Linked DNA regions of Homo sapiens: region 1 is linked to region 2. The links are chromatin loops, found by intact Hi-C in ENCODE. Cell type or tissue: heart right ventricle. All regions are shown on one strand. Links, peaks and the distances in the headings refer to the core of each region. The heading gives the core; the rest is flanking DNA. Region 1 has its middle 390 kb from the start of ERVE-5. Region 2 overlaps LINC02987 (long intergenic non-protein coding RNA 2987).

What was found. Hi-C counts contacts between places; a loop is a spot of excess contacts. Peaks named below come from ENCODE experiments on the same cell type or tissue, not always from the same donor. Only the 100,000 strongest peaks of a DNase experiment are listed, where the experiment ranks them.
Region 1: it touches region 2 in a loop (3-fold over the local background); 4 of 110 quality-filtered maps call a loop at or near these places.

Annotation. Positions count from the first base shown.
Region 1 is chr19:28,212,199-28,224,752 of GRCh38, reverse strand. No RefSeq gene overlaps it. Among named protein-coding and RNA genes, the nearest start is that of ERVE-5, 390 kb to the left of the region's middle. In heart right ventricle, for the core only: a CTCF peak has its summit at 7,518; no DNase peak of the experiment used is centred there; H3K27me3 peaks cover 337 bases.
Region 2 is chr19:27,968,972-27,981,525 of GRCh38, reverse strand. The region is part of intron 3 of LINC02987 (long intergenic non-protein coding RNA 2987); the gene reads right to left. Among named protein-coding and RNA genes, the nearest start is that of LINC00662, 180 kb to the right of the region's middle. In heart right ventricle, for the core only: a CTCF peak has its summit at 7,372 (motif pointing left); no DNase peak of the experiment used is centred there; H3K27me3 peaks cover 818 bases.

The sequences.
Region 1 (12,554 bases), core at 2,646-10,645, 240 kb before region 2:
TTTAATCTTCACGCATACGCCAAATCTTAAAAGTAAGTGGGGGCCATTTTCTTCTCCACGATGAAACAAAAGCTTAAAAAGGATGAGTCACTCACCCGAGGTCACATGGCTGACCCACAAGGAACCAAGAGTCCAGAGTCCATGCTCCTAGCCATGATGCTCCACTGCCATGCCTTGAAGTTCCTGCCGGCGTTGTCCATGCTCAATGATTTTCACTTCTGTGAGATGTAGGCTGCGTGGGCGCAGGAACCACGTCTGGCGCCAACAGTGCTGTGTCCCCAGAGTCTGGCACAGTGCTTGGTACATAGCACAGGTGCATTAATGAGTATTGAATGGATGTTGGAGGGATGCAGAAGCCCTGGTACACACTGGGAGGCCCAAGTGGCCATGGCTGTGCTGCAGGACTCTGCTCCTCCCTCTGCCTTAGCTCAGGGACAGGTCTCCCCCTACAGTAGCCACTGTTGGTACCCCACCCAGGAGCCTTTTATCTGGCCAGTGCAACCACTTCTCGCCTGCTGTGGGTGTCAGCTGAAAATGGCTCACACCTGCACCTTTTTAGGAGAATAGTTATCTGCTGTTGATGTCTGAGGGTTAGGCACTGCCCCTCTTTTCTCCCCTTACAAGGATGGACCTTGCTCATGTCTGTGGTGAAATTCACGCTCCAGAGAACCCATAGAATCGGGTGGAAAAGAGACTTCTGCTGATAGCACGCGGCTGCTTCTCCTTCCCTCATTTTCTAGCAAACTCACCTGAGAGCATCTCTCAAATGATTACTTATACAAGAATCCCTGTCTCAGGCTTGCTGTTAGAAAACGTGACCTGGGATACTCCAGAATGTAAACCTTGAAAAGGAGATTCTTGCGTATCTCCTTTCACCTCTGTATCATACTCATGGAATACTCTAGCATCTTTCTGGACTTTTTGCTGAGGCCAAACAGGACAGTTATTGTTGCCTGTTATTAAAATGAGCTCAACACACACAAATCCCAATCTTCGTGTATTTATTAGTGAAGAGGAAGAAAAATGGCCTCAAACTCGGAAACTGTAAGGAGTTTCTCTGATACCCCAATGCCTTCAGAATGTGGGTATCTTGGTCTAGGATGGTGACCAAGATCTGATAACAGTACTGTCAAAGAACTCAAAATGCACCCCTGCTACCGGGTGGGACTCCTGTGTGTCACATTGAAGAAGCTGTATTATCTGAAAACAGCACCCAAAGGAGTCCCTATTCGGTTCTCAGGAAAGAGACACGCAGCTGCTGCTACAGTTTTTGTTCTTACTGACAAGGGTTCAATGGCAGACTCCTGTTCAATTTTATCAAGATCTGAAATGATTTTGAGGTAGTTAAGGGGAACTTTTGGCTGAACTGACAAACACAGAGAGTCCAGAACAAGAGAGGAGAAAGCCCCACCTTGCCTGATGCTGCTTGCCTGCAGAGGGGTGGTAGAGCAAGTTAGGGAGGCATCTGTTAAACAGGTGACTGGCAGTCTAGGTGGGAAAAGGCCAGGGGGAAAGTGCCTGGAAATCAGGTCACCTGGAGGACTGAGGATGCTGAGCCTGAGAAAAGAGGCATAGTGGGGACTGGCTGAGGAAGGCTTGGTGCTTCTGGAAGGCTGCCATGTGGCTTCGGATGGAGAATTCACAGTGGGCGGAAGCTGTGCCCCAATTCACCTTAGCATCAGGAAGTCTTTCCACCAAAGTCACTCATGAATTTGAAGGCTGTTCTGGTGGCTTCCCAGCACAGAGCTGTTTGAGCTGAGTCTTGAGGGCTATTTGCCTGCGCTGAGGAATGGGGCAGTGTGTGCTGTGCACAGGTCTCTATGAGGTAGCCTCTGGGTTCCTTTTGACTCTTTAAGACTCAGATTCTCTACATTGGGGTTGAACAGGGACATACCTTGTAGAGATGATCTGGTTACATAAATTTATTTGTGGGGAAATTCTTGGGGAGAATGTGTGGATAAAACCAAGACAAGACTCAGTCCATGGCATTTATAAGATTTTTCAGCCTCAGCCCTCCAGCTTGGGCAGTGAGGCTGTCACTGGGGCAGCTGGACATGTATCCTAAGCCCCTACAGCAGCCTGTCTCCTTGAGAGCTGTGCTGTGGTTCCAGAGGGTTCCAAGGAAGCGTGGCTTGGAAAATGCCATAGCGCAGCTTCTAGATGTGCTGGCTCTGCTGCTCATGAGTCTTCTGACTTTGGGAAAGCCCTTGAAGTCTCTGTTTCCTGTGAAGATGACAATTTCTGCTGTGTCTATGGATGAGACATAAGAGGAAATGGGAAGAAGCCCAGACAGGACTTCACATTTGCGGCTCAGCAGTGTCAGAGCTATAGCCTGCTTCCCAACAGAAACCCTACAGCATTTGCTGTGGAAGGTGCCGAGTTCCTTGCGAGACCTGGTGAGGCTGCTGGGAAGATGGGAAACTGGGTCGGTAATGCTGGGGCCCAGGTAGGAGAGAATCAGTGCTGGGCCCAGGAACCTGGAAGCCACTTAGAAGTGATAACTGAGGCCCCGTGAGTGGACAACCCCTGAGGGGAAAGCATGCAGGGAAGTGGAACAAAAAGTCAGGCTGCAGGAGATTTACAGGGTTGATCAGAGGATCCCAAAAGGGGCAGTGGAAGCTGGAGGGTCTGAAGGAGGGAAGAAGGAAAGCTGCCAAGGTGTGGATTCATACAGGCTTCTGATGACCAGCATTAGATGTCAGGGATCATGGCAGGCGAGGAATGGGAAGGAACACTGGGCCAGTGGCGGGGAAGCCACCAGTGAGGAGGCAGGGCAGGACTCCCCTGGTGCCACATAACTCAAATTAGCAGTCATAAATGGTAACTATTGGCTCTTAACATCAAAGGAAGGATTGACTCAGAAATCCACAAAGAATGCCAGAAATGCAGCTATCCTTAGAATGGCTAGGACCAGGAGCTCAAACAGCACCCAGGCTATTGTTGGCCTTTCATTCTCTTTCATTCTCACTTCTCTCTGCTTATTGGCCTCATTCTGATTTTTTGAGATGGAGTCTCGCTCCTGTCATGCAGGCTGGATTGCAGTGGCATGATCTCGGCTCACTGCAACCTCTACTGCCTGGATTCAAGCAATTCCTCAGCCTCCCAAGTAGCTAGGATTACAAGCGTGCACCACCACACCTAACAAATTTTTGTATTTTTAGTAGAGACGGGGTTTTGCCATGTTGGTCATGCTGGTCTCAAATTCCTGACCTCAGGTGATCCACCCACCTCGGCCTCCCAAAGTGCTAGGATTACAGGTGTGAGCCACTGTGCCTGGCCTGGCCTCATTCTTACAGTGATTATTTCTTACAAGGGAGAAAAACCTGGCCACCTGTAGGTCCTCATCATCTTAATTACAGAGACACTGGACATACAACTGGACAGTGGCCAGACCACATAGAAAGATGAAACTTTGACCCACAACCTCCATCAAACCCACCCAGGAAACTGGCCCATTTATATACAATAAACAGGCCAGGATGCCAGTCTGATATGTCAGACATATAGAAAGTCAGATGGCTCTTCTCTAGCGAAAATCGGGGAAGCTCAACAATAAATTCTAAAACAATCAACCCCAAATGGTCAAGACTTGATTTATAATTGACAGATTTCCTAATGTTTGTCCCTGCTTCCAAATTAAGGCCAATCAGATAAATCCAAATATGCACCCCTAACCTACTGCCTAGGACCCCCTCTTCTAGGTAGCAGGCCTACAGCTTCCCTGTGCCAACAGCCTTCAATCAGGGCGCACATGAAACCTTCCCTTGTTTCTACTAAAATGCTTTCCCACTCCTCTGTCTGACCCTGAGTGATGCTAAAATGCGAATGATGGTGGTTGGCTCCATTGAAAGCTCTGAATACATAGGCTTTCCTAGTTCTCATTTTGTTGGTCTTTGTTTATTTCCATACTTCATGCCTCAGCTTCAGTTAGAAATCCTCATGACAGCATTGCGACTGATCTGCCTTGTGCTCCGTCCCTGGACCAAGCACTCCTGCCATTGTGGGTACACATATTTAGATTAGCTCAGGATAGATGCCACCCCTCAGAAAGATGTGACAGCTCCCATTCTGATTAAATGCATAGATAGGGAAGGAGTGATGCTCCTAAGAGGAAAGGAAGGCTCTGTATCTCCGTAGCTGAGACAACTCGAGACGGTTGGTGCTGAGGAGACCAAAGAGCTAATGTTCTCTAGAGAGAATTAGAAGGTGCAGCTGTTTAGAAGGGCACTCAGAGTGTGCATCTCATGTGAAGACGGAGTGGGGAAAGGGGAAGGGATGGAGAGACTGGGGCTGGAAGAGACATGGCTGCAGACATCCCAGAGCTGAAATGGAAGCAGGATCAGAAGGAAGGATGACAGCTGAAATCACCCTGGGGTGGAAGCAGATGATGAGCTGTGGAAAGAAAGAAGCTCCAAATCAAAGCAACAGCTTGGTATTTTCCACCAAGCCATTTTCCTGAACCTTCTTGCCCTTTTCAACTCTCCTATTCTTCCTCCTGATCTCTCTTTCTGCATAAAGAACAAACTGACTGACAGAGGCTGAGTGTTGAAAAGGGCATGTGATGCGGGGTTCTCGGACCTTTGCTTTCTGTGCTTCCTCCCCACAAGCCCCAGATGCTGCACCATGACTCCTCCCACAGCATCCGCTCCCAGCCTCTGTTTCTCCCCAGAAGGAGGTCTTGGTGCTCAGTGACTTCTCTGACAATGCGAAGCTGACTCCTCTGGGTGATGACACCCATTCTGCTTTATTTATTCACCATTGCACTGGTGTGGCATGGTGAGAAGGGAAGAGAAACTTAAAACGGGAGCAGAAGATGCTTCTCTTTTTTGCTTTCTCTCTTGAGAATACTGCGGGAGTGGCCAAGCCAGAGGACCCTGCTCCCGTTAGAGAAGCTGCTGTGGTGTGGGAGGCTGTGAGCTTCTCCTGGGTGATCTCCACCAGCATTAGCTGCAGGGATGCAACGACATCTAGGAGAGCTGGTGGCTGATGAGCCATCAGCCCAATTCCCTCAGCCCCTCTTCTAGTGCCTGGGAGTCGGGCAGAGTTAAAAAGGCAGATCTAGGTTTCCCATGGTAAGACTTGGATGTCTCTTCCAGGGAAGTAACTGACAGTTCCAGAAATGGCAGAGATGGAGAAGAAAACCTAGGAGAACAGGTGCTAAGGCAGGTTGGTGCCATGAAGAGTTCCGAAGCCCATGGCCAAAGCTCTCCAGAGGTGATTCTTGTGGAATCCACCATCTCTGCCAGTGAGGGTGATGGTAGTTCAGGGGCTTCTGCCTGTCCTGAGTTCCTAATCAAAGGCCAGGAGAAGCCAGGAGAGATCTGGGGATCTCCTCTGACCAGGAAGGGCCTTCCGGGGATCTCCTCTGAGTGACCACCTCACCCTGATAGGAGGTCTATGCCATGGCTGGTCCTCCTCTGGCCAATGTAGTGACTGGTGTGTGGTGGGTTCAGGTGTACTTTTTGGGGCTGATGTTGACAATGGCCCCAGATTAAACTGGGATGGACAAATAGGGTGGCCATGGAAAGAACAGTAGTATTCTAAAATGAAAATTTATGAAAATTAAACTTTGGGAAACAAATAAGTGTGAAAATCTGTCTCCAACTAAATTTGGATTCTGTTAGCACCATTCATCCAGTTGTGAATCTGGGGCTTTTGCCTTGGTTCCTAACATTCTAAGCACCACCATGGATTTAAGCATTGTGAGAGAGGGTGAGCATGAGCTCCAGAAGCCTCCCTCTGCCGTGGGTGTCTGGTTTCCTGGGAGAGGCGGGGAGGAGCCTGCATGGCGATCCCTGCATCTTTTGTGGCTCTGCTTTCTGGGCCCAGCAGGTCCTGATAAGAGCCACAGCCTCTCCTGGGCTCCACCTCAGCTGTGCCCCTCCTGCTGACAAAGAGCCCTAGGTGACAACCCGCCTTCCAGGATGGATCCAGGAGTTCTATCCCCTCTTTCCAAAGTCTGCTGGTAGCCTCCTGTGAACAGGAGTCTCCTTTCCCATGCTCGCTCCTCTGAGGTAGCAGCTTTCACAAGAAAGGAGAGAAGAAGTCCGGGTTTTGTGCTTTGTTTCCTGAGAGCTTTTTTTTTGCGGGATTTGTGTCAAAGCGTGGCTGCTTGTGCCTCAGCCCTCAAAAAAATCCCCGTGGAAACAATGCCCTCATCTTTCTCCTGCAGAGAAGCTCTCTGCACTCGTCCCTGTGGGGATATTGCCCTCTGCATCTCTCTGCCTCTGCCTCCACTGTCCTCAGGGATCTGAATGGAAAATGTCCTGCTCCAGGCCTTCTTCATTCTGTGATATCAACATATGCAAATAGACACCTGAAGAAGCCAATTTATTAGACAGAACCAGAGTCTACAAACTACCTCAGGTGCTATTGGAACCCTTGCAATAAAGACACAGCAAGACGGGCAAAACATCCTAAACAGATCACAATTGTTCTTTTTTGAGAGACAAGGTCCTGCCCTGTTGACACAGCTCATTGCAGCCTGGAACCCCTGGACTCAAGTGATCCTCCCACCTCAGCCTCCCAAGTAGCTGGGACTACAGGTGCCTACCACAAAACCTGGCTGATTTTTAATTTTTTTTTTTTTTTGTAGAGACTGGGATCTTTCTATGTTGCCCAGGCTGGTCTCAAATTCTGGCCTCAAGTGATCCTCCCACCTTGGCCTCTCTAACTGCTGGGATTACAGGCATGAGCCAATGCCCTGGGCCTGAAATACATTTTGATGCCATCTCTGACGTAAGAGAGGAAAGCCTCTCTCTGCCGTGGGTGTCTGGTTTCTCCTTTATGTTTTTTTCCTCTGTCCCCTGAACCTCTGGAACCACATGTTTGGAACTTTCTTTAGGCAGATATTGTGCATTGTCTTAATTCATAATTTTATAAATCCACTTGATAAACTGTAAGCACCACGGAGCTTACACACAATGCATTTAAGTGCTTGGTACACATATCAAGGTATCCAATACTTCTGTGTGTATGTATGTCTGTATACATATATATACACACATACATGCATTTTATATATATATGCTCCATAATTTCATAAAGCCTGCTGTCATCTTTGGCACTCAGCAGATAATAATTTCTGTTGAAAGAGTTGAGTGATTTCTTTTCTGTGCACGGGCTTCTCATCAATCACTCCCTGCATCTTGAAGCACAAAGGATTCTTTTGACACCTGGGGAGAGGAGTGTCTCTGCATCAGACACTGCACCTGCAGAAAAATTCCCATGCTAAGGAAGATTTGGGGAGCTCAGAATAGAAAGTTTCATTAGTTCCATTCTGTGTGTAATGACAGCTTCTTCTCAAGGCTGAGGCAAGCACTCATTCTCCAGGTGAGGACAGCAATTTACCTGTAGCTCTATGGGTGGCTTGGGAATTGACTGCTCCCCAATGTCTGCCTTGTCCCATTGGGTAGCCTCAGCTTCTGCTCACCTGTGCCCCCAACTGGGCCTATGGGCCAAATAGCTCTTTAAGACAAAGAACTGGGAAATTTGAAACTCAATGATTCAGTACTCTCCTTGGAAATTCAGTAGTGTCAGAACCAGGGGGCACCAGATAACCATTTTCCAACAACACAACAGCACTGCTTTTTTTGTTTGTTTGTTTTTACCAGAAGAAAGCGGCTGCTAATGGATGCTGGGCTGACAGCAACATATTATTTTCAAGCTGGCCACACAGACTTTCTTGGCTGCTCCCAAGGGAAAATCTGATTTGTTTATTCTGAGTGAAAATCAGTATGATTGCAGTTTCTGCCGCTTGGTTCAGGATATCTTCATCAGTGCGGGCCTGTTTTGATAACCTACAGATGGATGGCAGCCCCAAAACGAACATGGCATGCCACCCTGTTCTTGTGTCTACTGATTGGAAGCATCTATCAAAATACCTCTTTGGAGCTGAATTTCTCCCTGATTGAGTATTTTGAGGCAGCATATCAGGGAGCTTCTATGTGTTGAAAGGTTTCTTTTCACACAGATGAATGTGTGTTAGGTAACTTGTCATCTCTTAGAGTTCTGCTTTAATTGCAATTAATGTTAAAAATATTTTTAGTTCCTGCGCGCCGGGTTCTGTTGCTCTTTCTGTCATGAGTATTTTCACACGGGCTGTGTAAATCCTCAAAGATTTTATTGGAAAGTTCTCACTTCCTATTGGAATTTTAGAATAACTATATAGTGTAATGAAGAAAGTGCCACTGACCATTATTTTTTCTTGGGAGGCTGCTGGATGCATTTGGAAGACGAACTTTGATAAGCTTCTAAAAGTAGAGGACTGGGGTCCTAGAGGGCCTGGATGTGGGCAGGTGTGTTTTGCATGACCCAAGGGGAATAATTCAGGTTTTTGTTGTTGTTGTTGTTGTCTTCTGCAGAGGGCGTGGGGGCAGAAAAAGAGAGAGGGAAAGAGAGGCTGGGAGAGGGTGGGAGTGAGGTACTGTGTGTTGTGAACTTTCCCATAAATCTCAATGAAGTCTACAAAAAACAAAAACAAAAACAAAAACATGAGATACTTAGTGTGATGCTGTTCCTTTTAAAAACCTGTGATGACTCTAGGTTTTGAAACTCAAGTTGATATGGGATGAATTGGAGAATGCACATGGCTGCAGGAAGCTGAGAAATGCGTGGGCAAGAGAGTGGCAGCACTGTACCAGTGTTGGAGTGGCAGCTCCAGATCTCATGGGACATGGAATTCGGGTTTGAGAACAAGATCTCGTAGGTCAACCTGGTCGAGTCAGAGCATACATTTGCATTATGGCTATAAAGCTCTTAAACATTCTAGAGTAATATAACTTGAGACATTACATTCATGCCTGCCTTCCTTTACTCATTCATTCCATCTGATTCTTTTCATAAGTCCCACTTTGTGCCCAGCCTTACACTAAGTTCTGTGTAACATAAAGACAGTTTATGCCTCAAGCAATTTAATGTCTCATTGGGGAGGTAAGCTCATGAGAAAGTTTGAAATATTCAAAAGGTGAACCTTGCATATTCTTACTTTAATGCACTGAATTGCTTTCTCACTTAATAGTAGCTTGGATTTGGTTAAAGTGCGATTGAACCACTTCTAGACATTTTATTTTTATACCTAAAACAAAGGGGAGCTGATAATCTCTTTGCTGCTGGCCGTCTTCTGCATTGATACATGACTTTTCTGCATGCCTTGCTCTGCCCTTGGCCCACTCACATTTCTCAGCTTTGTTACCATCATAGGACCAGTACTTTTTCCTGAATTTCAGTTTGAAAAATCCCCAGGAAGAACAGTGATTGGCTTGACTTGGATTGGCCAGAGACTACATATAGGAGCCTCTGAAGACCTCAGTTGGAGGGGAAAGGAGCAATTCTCCCAAACAAGAGGTGCTTGAAACAGATGTCAGGAGAGTTTCTGGACAGACAAAAACAAAACAAAACAGAAACCTTCTTACATATACTTGAGTGTCTACTATAAGTAGTTCAATTTAACACTGGGGATATAAAAATAAAAAAAAACATAATCAGCATCCTCTTGGAGCTCAAAATAAGCCTGGTTTACAATGTCTGATATAAAAATGATAAGCACAGTGTGCTGTGGGAGCTCATAAGAGAAGCCCTCACCTGGCCTTATCAGGCGAAAGTGAGCTCTTTGGCAGCAGGAAAGGAAAGGAGTAATTTGTTAAGTAGAGAGAGAATCTTGGGCTGGGGCCCCGCACGGTGGGGATGCTGGGAAGCTGAGAGGAGGTGAGGCTGGCCATGTCAGCAGAAAAAAGTCCTCATGGGCCAGATGGGTCAAGGTCAGAAGTGTGATGTTTATTCTGTGGACAAATGGAGCAACATTTAAAAGTTTTAAGCAAGAAAGAGCATGATGAGATTTTGATTTTAGAGAGGTCACAAAGGCCGCAGGGGTGGAGGATGGGTCTGAAAACAGTAGGAATGAGGAGGAGATTGAGGATTACAAGATGGTAGGCAGTAGTGGTGGTGGACGGTAAGGGGAGGTAGACATATTTGAGTGACCTTATGGAGGTAGGAGAAAGACATGAACGGGTTTGGGAGGGGGAGCAGGGACAGGGAGACATGCGGATGAAATCAGCAAATGCTGTGGCATAATTCTGTAACTTGTTTGGAACACAGCTCACCTGGATGCCTTGCTCTTTTTTTGCTGTTGTTGTAGAATATAATGAACTTGAGATATATTAAATGTAATTTCAAATAAGTCAATATATGATATCATTCTAAGCCTCATGTTAGATCCAGCAGCTAAGTGCCAAAGCATTTTTTTAAATTAATAAAGGGAAATTAAAAGTAGGAGAATATTTGGTTTATTACATAAATAGTTTGCTCCTGAGAATTGGGAAAAGGTCACTGTTTTTAATTTTGGTAGTAGAAAATTGGTCTCCTCATTCATGGCCAGCCAGAGCTCAATGAGAGGATAGCTTGCAAGTTGACTTACTGTGAGAAGTTGTGGGCAGAAGCAGAGTCTCTGAAAATTAGACTGAAAAACTAATTCAAAAGTAGATCAAATAATGAAGTGTTCATTGATGTGTTTCCATAGTAGATTTTGTGATTTCTGTATTCTACTTTTATTTATTTATTCATTTTTTTCTTAAATAGATTCGCTTTTCTTAATTTAAATTCATTTTGTAAGAAAATTTTATATTTCTGCCATAGAAGAAAAACCAGTTTCAATTGCTAAAAATGGAAAACATAAAATAAGTAGAATGAAAACAAAACAATGTTATTAAACTCTAGTGAAAATGGCACTACTTGGGAAGGCTCCACGCCTGAAGTCTTAGTGCCTGCCATATTATGGAGCATCTCCAGGAGATTACTCAAAGCCTTCTTTCTGGGCATGCAGCATGACTGCATTTCCCAGAATTCTTTGCAGTGGGCTGTGATCATGTGACTGAGCTCTAGCCAATGAAATGAGACAGAAGTGATGAGTACCTCTTCAAGGACTTTCATAATAAACTTCCATGCTGCCTTCACATTCCCTCTCTTCTCCTTCTCTGTTAGTTGAATAAAAACGAGCCAGATAAAAATCTCTGAGACCCTAGCAGATGGCAGAGCCACAGGATGGCAGAAAATGTGGTCCTTGGGTCACCGTGTGGGAGGCACTCAATCACTTCTGTCTCATTCCGTTGGATAGAACTCAGTCACATAACCACAGCCCACAGCAAGGGAGTCTGGGAAACTGGATCATGAGTCACTGTGTGAAAGGCTGCCCCATAATCGTACTCACTGAATAAAAAATGACTTTGGATTGTGTAAATTCACTGAGATTTTAGGATTTTTTTTTTAAACAGCAGTCAAAATGCTTCGGCTAAAATACTGCTAACGATATGTTTGCCCAAATGGAAACTTTCTCTTTTTAATTTGTAAAATAAAATAGGACAAAATAAATCTTAAAAGCTAAAAATATTTTTTCTCTACAATTTAGTGTGATTTAATGCTGGGTCTATTAGCCTCTAACACCATATTTCATGCACACTCTGGAAAATATCAGAGCAGGTCATCATGTGCCAATCTTTGGAACTAGGACTTTATCTGTCTTAATCACTCATCTCTCTGTTCTCAAGTGTTTCTCCTACCCCAAATTTGCCAGAAGCCTCTTATACATGCTCATTATTAATAATGGCTAGCTAGCACAGCAATTGTTTTTCACCCATAATATGGGTGTGTCATTTTCTGTTGGGTTGGAGTGAAAAAAGCACGTCAAAAACTACAGTAGTGAGACATATTAAATGTTATAGTCAGCTACCACTTCCTCCTCAAACGTGCATGCTTCTGGTTCAGACAGGGCCCCACCTTGTGCTAAACCAAAGCTTCAGTGTCTATGGGTCAGTTTTGAAGGATGCTAAGTAGGGCAGTGACATGATTTGATTTGTGATTTAAAAAGAAAATTCAGGGCCAGGTGCAGTGGTGCTCATGCCTGTAATTTTAGCATTTGGGGAGGCTGAGGTGAGAGGATCACTTGAAGCCAGGAGTTCAAGACCAGCCTGAGCAATATAGTAAGACTCCATCTCTACAAAAAATAAAAATAAAAATAAAATAAAATGAAATAAAAATGTTGATTACAGCAAGATAGATGATTTGGAGGAGATAGGGACTGGAGTCTGGGTTTAGAGCAGAGCTAAATCACATCTTTATTTGTTTTTTGTTGTTGAGAATCAAGTATAAATTAAGTTGTGAAAATGGGTGACTCATATATCTCATATGCTAGAGATGAGTTATTTTAATTTGAACCATAATGACCATTCAAGCTATACTCTTCCATCACAGGTAAAGAGGTAGACATTCATGGATCATGAAAGGAATGTTGGAGATTAATTGGAACTACCGCAGTGTGGCACTGATGCTATAAACTCATTTTCAAATTGTACTTAATTAACATTTGCTTACAAGATCTCCTTTCTCTGCTGAACACCATGAATTTAAACTGTGTTTTTCTCTCTCCTTGTCCATGTCCTTGGCTAGTGTGGAGGCTCCTGTCCAACTTCTTTTCCACTTTATTCCTTTTATAGACCCAGAGATAAATGAATGAGCATTATAATTAACATTTCACTGCGTAGACCCTTGAGGTTCTTTGCAGT
Region 2 (12,554 bases), core at 3,128-11,127:
GCTAAAGTGCAGTGACATGATCCTAGCTAACACCAGCCTCAAACTCCCGGGCTCAAGCAATCCATTTACCTAAGCCTTTCAAGTCACTGCGACTACAGGCTCATGCCACTGAGCTGGGCTAATTTAAAGGAAAAATTCAATTAAAGACAGGGTCTTTGTTGCCCAAGCTGGTCTCAAACTTCTGTGCTCAAGTGATCCTCTTACCTTGGCCTCCAAAAGTGCTGGAATTATAGGTGTGAGCCAGTGTACCTGGCTTCTTGTTAAATGTTTAAACAAATGAATATAAAATAATATAGAACCACTTTCACAGTAATCCCTGTAAAGACTTAATTGTATAAAAACAATCAATACCTGAACAACATATTTAGTTTCTTGGTTTTAAAGTTTTAATATCTTATCCACTGGCTAAGTCAACAAATGTTTGATGTTCTCTGGAAGAGCAGTTAAAATATGAGCAGAGATGTAGTTTTCTCATCTGTTTAACTGAAAACCCATCTGAAACTATTTCCAACATCAATTTCCTGTTCATATGACCGTAAGGCTATAGAAATGTAAATCAGACAATGTTTTAATAATCAGCTAATCAGGACTTTTGTATTTATTTGTTTTATATTATCTCACATTTTTCCATGAACACATTTTGACTGTGTAGAAATACAATATTTTATTAAATTATTACACCTATTAATAGAGGTTTAGTTACTGAAGATAAGCATAGGCCTACAGGATATGGATCTTCTTAGTTTTTTTTGTTTATTTTTTTTAAATGACTGAACAGCATACCCTTTACAGGCACAGCACATTTTCTTAAGAGCAGCTGCTCAGTTTAACTGATATTTTGAAGGAAAATATATTCCAACAAGACATGAAGATGTTGAAGAGTTTTAAGAAAAACCCAATAGACACTCATTTTTAAATGGTCCAATTTACAGTCAAAACAAGATTATTATGCATAATCAACAGCAGGGAGACAAGGTAAATGTATATTCAACACTTTGTTGTAATGCTTTCCAGTTTCCAAAGATCATAAACAAAAGCAGCCTTTGCAGAGCATAGCTTCTGATGCTTCCACATTCACAAACAGCATTGTGTAGAACTGGGTTTCTTACAGCAGGCCTCTGACACCACTGCCCCTGGAGCTCACGTCTGTGAGAACTTGCACATTCCCTGACCTTGTAACTACAACTAGAGCTCAGCCAGCTTAGTTGCAAGTTTTGAGAATAATTTAGCTGCAATTATAGCAAAGCTAAGTGTTCATAATGACAAATTTTGTTTCCTTTGAGAAATCAGTCTGCAGACTGATGACAGTAGTGATCAAAGTCAGTTTAGTGTCTGCAACTTTCAAAGTACTTCTGTTTCAAATTAATTTTCTGTCACATCTTTTGCTAAAATGGCTACTAGCAACATCACCATCATCACTCGTTTATACTATCAGCAAAGTGGTCATTTTCACCAACAGCCATTTCAACAGCAACCAACAGTCACTAGTCTTTTGTTAGTCACAACATCCTCACTTCAATTGTATATTATGCACAGTGTAGTAATTCTGAATGATAGCCTTTTTTTGGCGGGGGGGGGGGGGGGGCGGGGGATGAAGTCTCGCTCTGTCACCCAGGCTGGAGCGCAGTGGTGAGATCTTGGCTCACTGCAAGCTCCGCCTCCTGGGTTCACGGCTTTCCTCAGCCTCCCAAGCAGCTGGGACTACAGGTGTCCACCACCATGCCCGGCTAATTTTTTGTATTTTTAGTAGAGATGGGATTTGACTGTGTTAGCCAGGATGGTCTCGATCTCCTGACCCCATGATCCGCCTGCCTCGGCCTCCCAAAGTGCTGGGATTACAGGCGTAAGCCACCGAGCCTGGACGAATGATAGTCTTTTTTAAAAATTGTGCATACATTATAGCTTTATATATTCATAGGGTGTATAGGATATTTTGATACAGGCCAACGATGTGTACTAATCCTACCAAGGTAAATGAAGTATCCATCACACATTTGTCCTTTGTGTTACAAATAATCTAATTATAATCTTTTCATTATTATTAAATGTACAATTAAATAATTACTGACTATAGTCACCCTGTTGCGCTATCAAATACTAGATCTTATTCTAAATACATTTTTGTACCCATTAACAATTACTTCTTACTCCCCATCCCCCATACTACCTTTACCAGCCTCTGGTAACAATTCTTCTACTCTCTATCTGCACAAGTAAAATTGTTTCAACATTTAGCTCCCATAAAAAGTGATAACATGGGAAGTTTGTCTTTCTGTGCCTGGGTTATTTCACTTAACATAATGAGTTAATACTCCATTTCATTATACTCCATTTCCATCCATGTTGTTATTGCAAATAACAGAATCTCATTATTTTTTAAGGCTGAATAGTATTCCATTGTGTACATGTACCTTTTCTTTATCCACTCATCTGTTGATGGACACTCGGGATGCTTCTAAATCTTAGCTATTGTAAATAGTGCTGCAACATACATGAGAGTGCAGGTATCTCTTATCTCTGATATACTGAGTTCCATTCTTTTGTGTATATAGCCAGCAGTGGGATTGCTGGATCATATTGTAGCTCTATTTTTAGTTTTGAAGACCCCCAAACTGTTCTCCATAGGGGTTGTACTAATTTACATTCCCACTAACAGTGTACGACTGTTCCCTTTTCCCCATATCCTATCCAGTGTTTGTTATTGCGTGTCTTTTGGATAAAAGTAATTCTAAGTGAGGTGAGATGGATGTCTCACTGTAGTGTTGGTTTGAATTTCTGATGATTAATAATGTTGAGTATCTTTTCGTATATCTGTTTGCCATTTGTATGTATATTTTAAAGTTTTGAAACAGATCCTCACCCTATTACCCAGGTTGGAGAGTGGCACAATCACAGCTCACCACAGCCTTGACCTCCTGAGCACAGGTAATTTTCCCATCCAGGCCTCCCTTGTAGCAGGAACCAGAAGCATTTTCCATCAGCAGCTAATGTGTCTTCTTTTGAGAAATGTTTATTCAGATCTTTTGCCCATTTTTAAATCAGATTATTAGTTTTTTTCCTACAGAGTTGTTTGCACTTCTCATATATTCTGGTAATTAATCCAGATAGTTTGCAAATATCTTTTCCCAGTCTGTGGGTTGTCTCTTCACTTTGTTGTTTCCTTTGCTGTGCATAAGCTTTTTAACTTGATGTGACTTCATTTGCCCATTTTTGTTTTGGCTGCCTGTGCTTATGGAGTATTAAAAAATCTTTTTCCAGTCCAATGTCTTCAAGAATATTCCTAATCTCTTATTTTAGTTTCATAGTTTGAGGTCTTAAATTTAAATCTTCAATGCATTTTGATTTGATTTTTGTATAAGATGAGAAAAACTAGTTTCATTCTTCTGCATATGGATATCCAGTTTCCCCAGCACCATTTATTGAAGACACCATCCTTTCCCCATTGTGTATTATTGGCATCTTTGTTGAAAGTGAGTTCACTGTGGACTTATGGATTTGTTTCTGAGTTTTCTCTTCTGTCTCATTGGTCTATGTGTCTGTTCTCATGCCAGTGCCATGCTGTTCTGGTTACTATAGTTGTAGAGTATCATTTCTATTCAAACAATGTGACTCCTTCTGTTTTGTTTTTTTCGTTTTTTCCTGAGAATAGCTTTGAATATTCTGTGTCTTTCGTGGTTCCATATAAATTTTAGGATTGTCTTTTCTATTTCTATGTCTATGAAGAATGTCATTGGTTCTTGCAGATATGTAGAGGTAGCACATTAGTGATCTCGGATTTGATCTGGAAGAATTCTCTGCATTAGCAGCCAGAGACTCATTTCTTCTCTTACTTTCCCCCAAACAAAAAGAGTCTCTCTGTGCTGAGCTTTCTGGAGTTCGAAGATGAGTGATACAAGCACCCCTGTGGCCACTACACCTAGGACAGCACTGGGTCTGATCTGAAGCCCACACAGCACTGTTACTGCCCAAGGCCTCTACTGTAACAACTCCCTGGCTGCCAGCTATTTTGCAGTAAGCCCCAAGGCTCTACAATTAGCAGGTAGTGAAGCCAGAGAACCTTCTGTCCTTCACTTAAGTGTAGTAAGTTCCCCCGGCCCCTGGATGGGTTCAGAGGTGCTGTCTGGGGGCTAGGGCTGGGGTTATAAACCTTAGAAATCCACCTGGTGCTCTGTTTTACTGTGACTGAGCTGGCACTAAAACCATCAAACACCTTTCCACTCTTCCTTCCCCATTACCCAGGCAGAGTAGTCTGTCCCCATGTTCACCAGCATCACAATCCCCTGGGGTGTACTGCCAGGTCACCACTGATGTTCACTAAGGCCCAAGGGCTCTCAGTCAGCTTGTGGTGAATGCTGCCTGGCCTGGAACTCACTCGTCAGAGCAGTGGGCTCCCTTCTGGCCCAGGGAAAGCCCAGAGATGCCATCCAAGAGCCAAGGCCTGAATCAGGGACCCCAACAGCCCACTTGGTGCTTTTCTCCACTGTGGCTGCTCTGGTGTCTAAGCTCAAGACAAAGTCCTCTGTACTCTTCCCTCAGATTTTCTCAAGCAGAAGTTGTCTCTCCTCATAACCACCACAGTTTGGAATGTGCTGGGTCACACATGAAGCCAGCAGATCTCTGAGGCTCACTAAAGACCCATGACATGTACTACCTGCTTACCACTGCTGATTATTCAGGGTCCAAGAGCTCTTTAGTCAGAAAGTGATGAATCCTGCCCTTACTGATTCCTTCCCTTCAAGGCAGCAGGTTCCCTTCTGGCCCAGGGTTTGTCTAGAGGTATTATCCAAAAGCTAGGACCCAAAATGGGAGCCTCATGACTCTGACCAGTGCCCTCTCCTACTGTGGCTGAGCTAGTATCCAAGTTGCAAGACAAAGTCCTCTTTACTCTTTACTCTTCTCAAGCAGAAGAAAGAGGTCTCTGTCAGAGCTGTGAGCTACACTGCCTAAGATTGAAGGAGGGGTGGTACAGCACTCCCTGGGCTGCCCCATCTGCTGTCTCTCTAGGTCACATGCCCCCCAAATACACCGGCTCCAAGCCCAGCACAACACTCAGACTTGCCTAAGAGTTGCGGTCCTTGTGGCCTAGACAGTCTTTCAAGTTTATTAAGGACCCCAGAATACTTTATCCCACAGCAGTGAGGCTTTCCACAACTCAGTTTTCAGCCACTGGGATGGGTGATTCCCTTCAGGCTAGGGCTAGAAATGTTCCATCCGTGGGTGGGCACTGGCTGAGTTCAGCCCAGTTTTGCTTTCTGCTATGACAACGCAGCACTGAGTTCAATGCAAAGTCTCACACTGCTGTGCTCTCCCTTCCCCAAGCATGCAGATTCTCTTCTTGTCACATGGCCAATGCTAGGACATAAGGGAGGGCTGGCATCAGCAACTCAAGACTGTCTTTCCTACCGTGTTCACTGCCTTTTTCAGTGATACAAAGTTTAAACCAGGTACTATAATTATTTAGCTATTTTTAGTTCTAATAAAGGTGTTTTTTATTTAGATAGTTACTCAATTTGTTATTCTTATGAGGAGAACAATTGGCAGAGACTTCTAATCAGCCATCAAGCTCTACTTTTGTGATCACATACATTCTGGATGGCAGTCTTATCTGGAGTAACGGGCAAATGTAAAAAAACAAACTCTTGCCACTGCCTGTCATGATATTGTTCTTCATATGCTGCTCAACGACAGCAACAGGTGTCCCTTTATATTTTCTTAAGTGTCACCCATATAGCTATTCTCACTGTCCTGTGGACATTACTAGAGTGTTTGGTGGAAATGCTTCCCTAGCTCACCCTGCTTACAAGCTCCAAGGCTCTTCCCTTTACAACAGTCGTAAGGCCAGACTGGAAGAAAGCCCCCATGAAGCCCATGTTTCAGTATCATGTTGGCACCGTCTATGAGCAACCCCATGACTCAGCAAGATTTCTCGCACTCTCCTTGGTAACTCAAGTCCCACAGATTGCTGCTGTGGTTGTATGAGTGCCCCAGGAGCCTCTTGAGTGTGGTGGGCATTGTGTGATGCCTGGGCAATTTTTTGCATACTGCCTCAAGGAAACACTGGAGCAGCAAACTCATCAACCCAATTTCTAAACACATGCAACACTCCTAATGGGGAGGGCACAGGGATCTGTGGCTATTCTGCATCTCAAGTTTTCTATAAAAAAACAGACATTTAAATATAAGGGAGAAAACATCAGCAAAAGCAAATACACAATGTGTGACTGAGGCTGAGGCTATAACTTCTCCATAGTCCAGAGGCCCTAGACCTTAAGAGTGGCCAATTATTTCAACAGCCAGACATGTGTCCCTTAAAAAGAGACTGGAACTTACAGACAGCTTCTAAAAAGCCATAAAGATATTTACTGTGCTATGGTGTTCTGGTAGTGCACTTGTGAAGTATTTGCCAAAAACCACCAGAAAAATACTTTTCCATGTATGAGCAGAGCAGATTATTACAACAGTAACTCACCAAGACCTACCCATTAACAGTGAAAAGATATGAACTTTTATACTAAAGCTGGATATAAAGAAGTATGTGGTTTTATGTGTTTTCCTTATCTGCACACTGTAGCCTTTAAAAATATGTCTTAAAGTGTTACATTTATGGGAGCAAATAAGGTAATGAAAATGGTTAGAAAGTTCACAAAAACCTTAGAAACTCACATGTCTTTAATGCTAGTGTTCACAAAGAGCCTGCAGTATTCCCTATTCCATATAGTCACATCTTTCCAAACTTTGGAGGTGAGAAGAATGGCTCCCATGACAATCTCTTCCAGTTGGTCGGGCAAAGGTCTATCTCCACATAACTTAAGAGTCTTTCTATGTAAATATGCAAAATAGAGCACTGGCCTTTGATTTAGTTCACTTTAAGTGCTCTGATAAGAACTCTTTTGAATGACAGATTTCTTCTGGTTTTGACCAGAAAGTGTCTTTTATTCTTATGCTCTACATACTTTGCTTGGTCAGGCAAAGCAAGAGACCACATTACAATCATAGGTCAGATACTTCTGCTGCCTACTCTGCCTATGGGAATTTCCAGCCCAATTTCGGTGACAAGAATGCCTGCATATGTCAGCCAAGGCCACCATGAAGAGAGGCAGTGTCATCATCTTCACACTCATAAAAGGCAGCACACACTAAGGACCAGTGTGGATTGAAGTTGTTCAGGAAATACTCAAGTGCCTACCAAATGTAATGTCTCATACTTAGCTGGGAGGTAGATAGAAATTCTACAGGCATGTCAAGCTTGAATATATAAAACCCATGTGATAGTGAGCAAATGTTAATCTCCTTTTCACAAACACTAACCCTTTTGTGGTGCTAGCTTAAAAAACTGCTGGTCAAGAGAGCCTCCCAGTGGCCGCTGTGCAGAGCAGCATGGCAGGTGCAGGTCTCAGGGGTTGTAAAACATTCTCAGTATTCAGTTGCTTGATAAAAAACACATGTGTATAAAAGAATGGCCCTCCTCTCAGCCCCTATTTTCCCATCTTCATGATCACTTCATGAAAATTTATTCTCTCTTACATCCTGCAACTTAGTCAATTCTGTTGGTTTAAAGGTGGAAACAGCTGCCAGTTTCTGCATCCCTGGGATTCCTCTAAGCCTGCCGAGTAGTTTGTGAGACAATCTCATGAATTAGCACATGTTTGATAGTTTACATTTATCAAACATCTGCTTTACAAAGAATTGGGCAAAGTGAACAGCTGAGTAAAGATTAAAGGTGAGCTGTGAGGAGGTGTTACCTCAGAGGGTGCTCTGCAGAAGAGTATGTCTGCGAGCTACCTGAACTCTTTATGTCAAAACAAAGGGAAAAAGTTTATTTTATACGAGTTTATTTCTTGTCTGAAGGTTATGATCATCAGCTCAGATGTAGAAATGTTTTCCCCACTGATGCCAACTTTTCTCAGTGCAGTTGATCCCATTCCACTTTTGCAGAACACTGTTCCTACAATCACCTCTTTTTGAAGATTTTGTGCCTCTCTACTAGCGATTTTCCCCAATCTAACTGTGTTTCCTTTGTTCCCATCTCACTCCCCACTACTCCTCCAGCTGTGTCATCTCATTGGTGCTCACAGCACCATGCCCTCATGCCAGCTCCTCATCTTCCATCTCTCCTTAATGTACACTGCCTGCCCCACTGACATTACTCTTCCAACACTTCTCTTGCCTAGGTTTCTGGTGCCTTCACACTTACAAACTGGAAGTCTCCAGCCCAACAGTCAACCCCCCAAGCCTTTTCTAATCTTGTACAGGACATTGCCATCTGCCTAGCTGCTGGGGCCAAATACCTGCATTTGAGTTACCCTTCTGCAATGTCTCCAATGCCTGTTATGTCTGCCTTCACTGGTAGTCTGCCTGGGTTGATTATGAGCCACAATCTCTCATTGCTCACCTGTATCACTCTAATTGCTTTTTAGCCCTCTTCTCTGCCTCCAATCTGCCTCCCAACCATGGCCTACTTTCCCCAAAGCAGTCACCATAACCTCTTTATTAACAGCACTCACTTCCCTGCTCAAGATCTACATGAGTCCCCTATCAAACTGGAATAAAACCTTAACATCTTCCTATGGCCTGAAGCCAAAAGGCCCTGTGAGCTGTGGCCCTGCCTGTGTGGCCTTATCTCCACTGCTTCCCTTATTCCTCACTCTGACCACACTGGTCACCTTGCTGTTTGTTCTGTGAACACATGTGAAACACATTCCTGTCTCTGCTGCCTGTAATGCCAGCACTCCTTCCCTTCGTTGCTTTGGGCAGGTCACTGTTCAAATGTTGGCTCTCTAGAGAGACTCTTCCTTATCATTCTATCTAAAGTACTGAGCACCCCGACACTCTGAATCCCTTTATCCAGCTTCCTCTTCCTGCTATTTGACACTACCTGAAAAACTACTTGTGTCTCACTAGAACATAAGCTCATAAAGGCAAGAACTGTATTCAACCTGTCCTCCCTTCTACCCCAGCACTTAGAAGAGTGACACAGAGTCAGTATCCAGTGAGTGTTTATGGAATGAGTCACTTCTCGGCAGCATTCAGCACTGTGACCACAGCATCTTTTAACTCTTTTATTATCCTTTCCTGCTTTTCCTCCTCCCATTCTAGCAGCTACTCCTCTGGGGGCCTGTCCTTTACTCACTATAAGTCCTTACAGACCTATCGTCTCTCAATTTTCTTTACCTTTTTTAAGACAGGGTCTAACTTTGTTGCCCGAGCTGCAGTGCAGTGGCATGATCATGATTCACTGCAGTCTCCACCTCCTGGCTCAAGTAATCTCCCTGCCTCAGTCTACCATGTACCTGGGGCCACAGGCATGTGCCATAATGGCTGGCTAATTTCTTTCTTTTTTTGTAGAGATGGGGCCTCACCTTATTGCCAAGTCTATTCTAGAACTCCTAAGCTCAAGCAATCCTCTTGTCGTGGCCTCCCACAGTGCTGGGATTATAAGGGCGAACCACCACACCTGGCTTTATGTTTTCTTTTCTCAAGATATGGGTTCTCACCATGTGGCCTAGGCTGGACTCAAACTACTGGGCTCAAGTAATCCCCCCCAGCTCAGCCTCCCAAGTAGCTGGGACTAAAAGTATGAACCCACCATGCCTGGCTTGTCCAATTTTATTCTACACACTTACTCTGCATTTGAACAGCTGCTATTACTCTTCACTCTGCATCTCTACCACAAATTCATGCTCTAGTCCCATATATCCAAATGATGACTAGACACTGCTACTCTGCTATCTAAAAGGCACATCTAGTTTAGCCTGAGTACAAAACTCTCCCTTTTCCAATCCAGCTTTCCCCCCAGCATCATCTATCTGTCTAAATCTGGAAGCACCACTCCTGCTTCCCTCCAGCATGTGCTGAGAGTTCCAAATGACTTGCAGCTCCTCGAAAAGGCCTGTGTCTGGTCCAGCACCCATTGAGGGCTTTGACTCAAGTGCACATCAGAAGCCTTCTCTCCTAAACTCTAATTGAATGGTAAATAAGTAAGTATTGACCTAAGTATTCTTTCCTTCCCAGCCATGCAGTTGACTTTCCTCTATAGGTTGGCTGTGAAGAGGGGTAAAACAATTTCAACAATTTGAATAGAATTTATTATTAACATTTTTACAATAGGAATTCTGTAGGGATGATGTAAATGTAAGGAAACAGCTATGGCTTGGAAGACTAACGAGCAAAGCTTGTGTCCCAGGCCTACTGGAACCACATTCCTGGGCAATTTCATAAGCAGGCACAAGTGATCAGTAGGGGTAGATTAAGACTCATGGCCCAAGGAACAAAGACGACACGGCAGCAGCTGTCAATCACAGCCTGCATGAGAACTGCCTGAGGAATGCAGCCTGGGACTCAGCTCAGAGCTCCACTGGAATCCGTCTCCTTACTGCTCCCCATCCCAACACCTCCGCCTGCCTTGCATGTGTGTACACTTCATATGCACTGATGTGTGGGGGGGAAATCAGAAATCTCTCCCGCTGCTTTTAATAGCAATGGTTCTATTATGAAAAACGCAATGGCAACATTTTAAGCTGTAATGATGATACAACTCGAATGTGTGTATTTACTTTGCTTTCATAAGTTTCTCTTAAAGTTTGTATAATAATTTCAGAAGCAAACTTTTTTATTTTATTTTATTTTTTAGGCAGAGTTTTGCTGTGTCACCCAGGCTGGAGTGCAATGGGGAGATCTTGGTTCATTGCAACCTCTGCCTCCCGGATTCAAGCAATTCTCCTGCCTCAGCCTCCTGATTAGCTGGGATTACAGGCATCCCCCATCACACCTGGCTAATTTTTATAATTTTAGTAGAGTTGGGTTTTCGCCATGTTGGCCAGGCTGGTTTCAAACTCCTGACCTCAGGTGATCTACCCGCCTCAGCCTCCCCGCAAAGTGTTGAAGTTACAGGTGTGAGCCACCACTCCCAGCCCAGAAGCCAACTTTTATTTAAAAACAGCACCATACCCTGTGTACAAGTACCAACTTCTAAAAATGCTTTATAAATAAGAAATATCTTACCAAAGTTACTATTGCAAATTCAGCTGTTAGGTTTGTGGCTTTAAAAAGAACATGGACAAATCTGTAAATAAACTTGTGTTCAGGAACATACTCAAAGTATTCCTTTGGCATCTTTTCTTGCTGAAAGAAGAAAGGATGTGATGTAAGTATCCGTTGGAAAAAAAAATGAAGTATTCTTAAGACAGCAATATTCATACTTGTGCCTGTGTGTCACTTAGAACAATTTGGATTGGGGAGATGTCTTTTAGTTTCTAAAATACGAACAGTGGAATCTTAAGATACTATAATGATTCAATAGTCATCAACATTCAGTGAAAAAAATGGGCTCAAGCTCAGAAAATTTTTATGTTCCTTTCTACTCTTTTTCCCATAGAATTCTATAAAAATGTAAACTACTTTTAGGCTTTAAAGTCTTACTTACTGACAATAATTCATTCTCCTCTGCAACAAACTTTGAAAAAACACATTTAGTTTTCTGTAGCCATAAGGCTCTAAGGTTGCACTATTCAATACAACGGTCACTAGCCACATGTGGCTATTATGTACCTGAGGAAGTACACTTTTAATTTGTACACCATTTATTTAAATTTACATTGTTTTTTATTTCTATTCACAGAAATCATGTATATGTGTTAAAGGCATTTACAAAAATGTTTATTGTTTGATGCTACTGACAATTATCTTTTTAAAAGATACATTTTCTGTTATTTGGATTATATATTTACTCTCATTAGCTCACTAATTAACCAGAGCTGCAGGTCATTTCTTATTCCAGCACATCCTTTTTATAACAGTTCTTAAATAAGACGATTAGATGCAACATGGCATGGGGAAGAATACTTAAAAATGTCTTTGACTTCAGTGTGAAACAAACACAAGTCTATGAGAAAAATACGGCCTCAATAAAAGTGATACAGTGAGTGGATGTAATTGCTCGTCAAACATATCGAGGGATTTATCTGCATCTCTATAAAGTAAAAATGTGCATTTAAGAAATTAATTCAGAAATGATTAATATATTTACTAAACATATCTGTTTAGTAAAATAATGCCTCCTGTGTGTTTTGCTGTTTTGCTTCACCAAGGCAAACTGTTTTACAAATCCTTCTCCCGGAGCCTGACCTTCAGAGGGTCTCCTGGACTCTTCTTACTCAGCACATCAAGTCCTATGAAGTCTTTTATTACAGTAACCAGTCAGAATTGCCAGTAAGTACTGACCCTCCCTAACAGGCCATGGTAATGAACCTGTTGTATTTTCACTCCTCTAACCTGACATTGGAACACAAGAATGTTTTAGAAAGCAGTAGTAATGGGCAATAAAGTCTTTAGAACTTTAGTAAATGTGAATATGGCCGGGCGCAGTGGCTCATGCCTGTAATTCCAGCACTTTGGGAGGCCAAGGCAGGCAGATCACGAGGTCAGGAGATCGAGACCATCCTAGCCAACATAGTGAAACACCGTCTCTACAACAAATACAAAAAAAAAAAAAAAAAAATTGGCTGGGCATGATGGCACATGCCTGTAGTCCCAGCTACTCAGGAGGCTGAGACAGG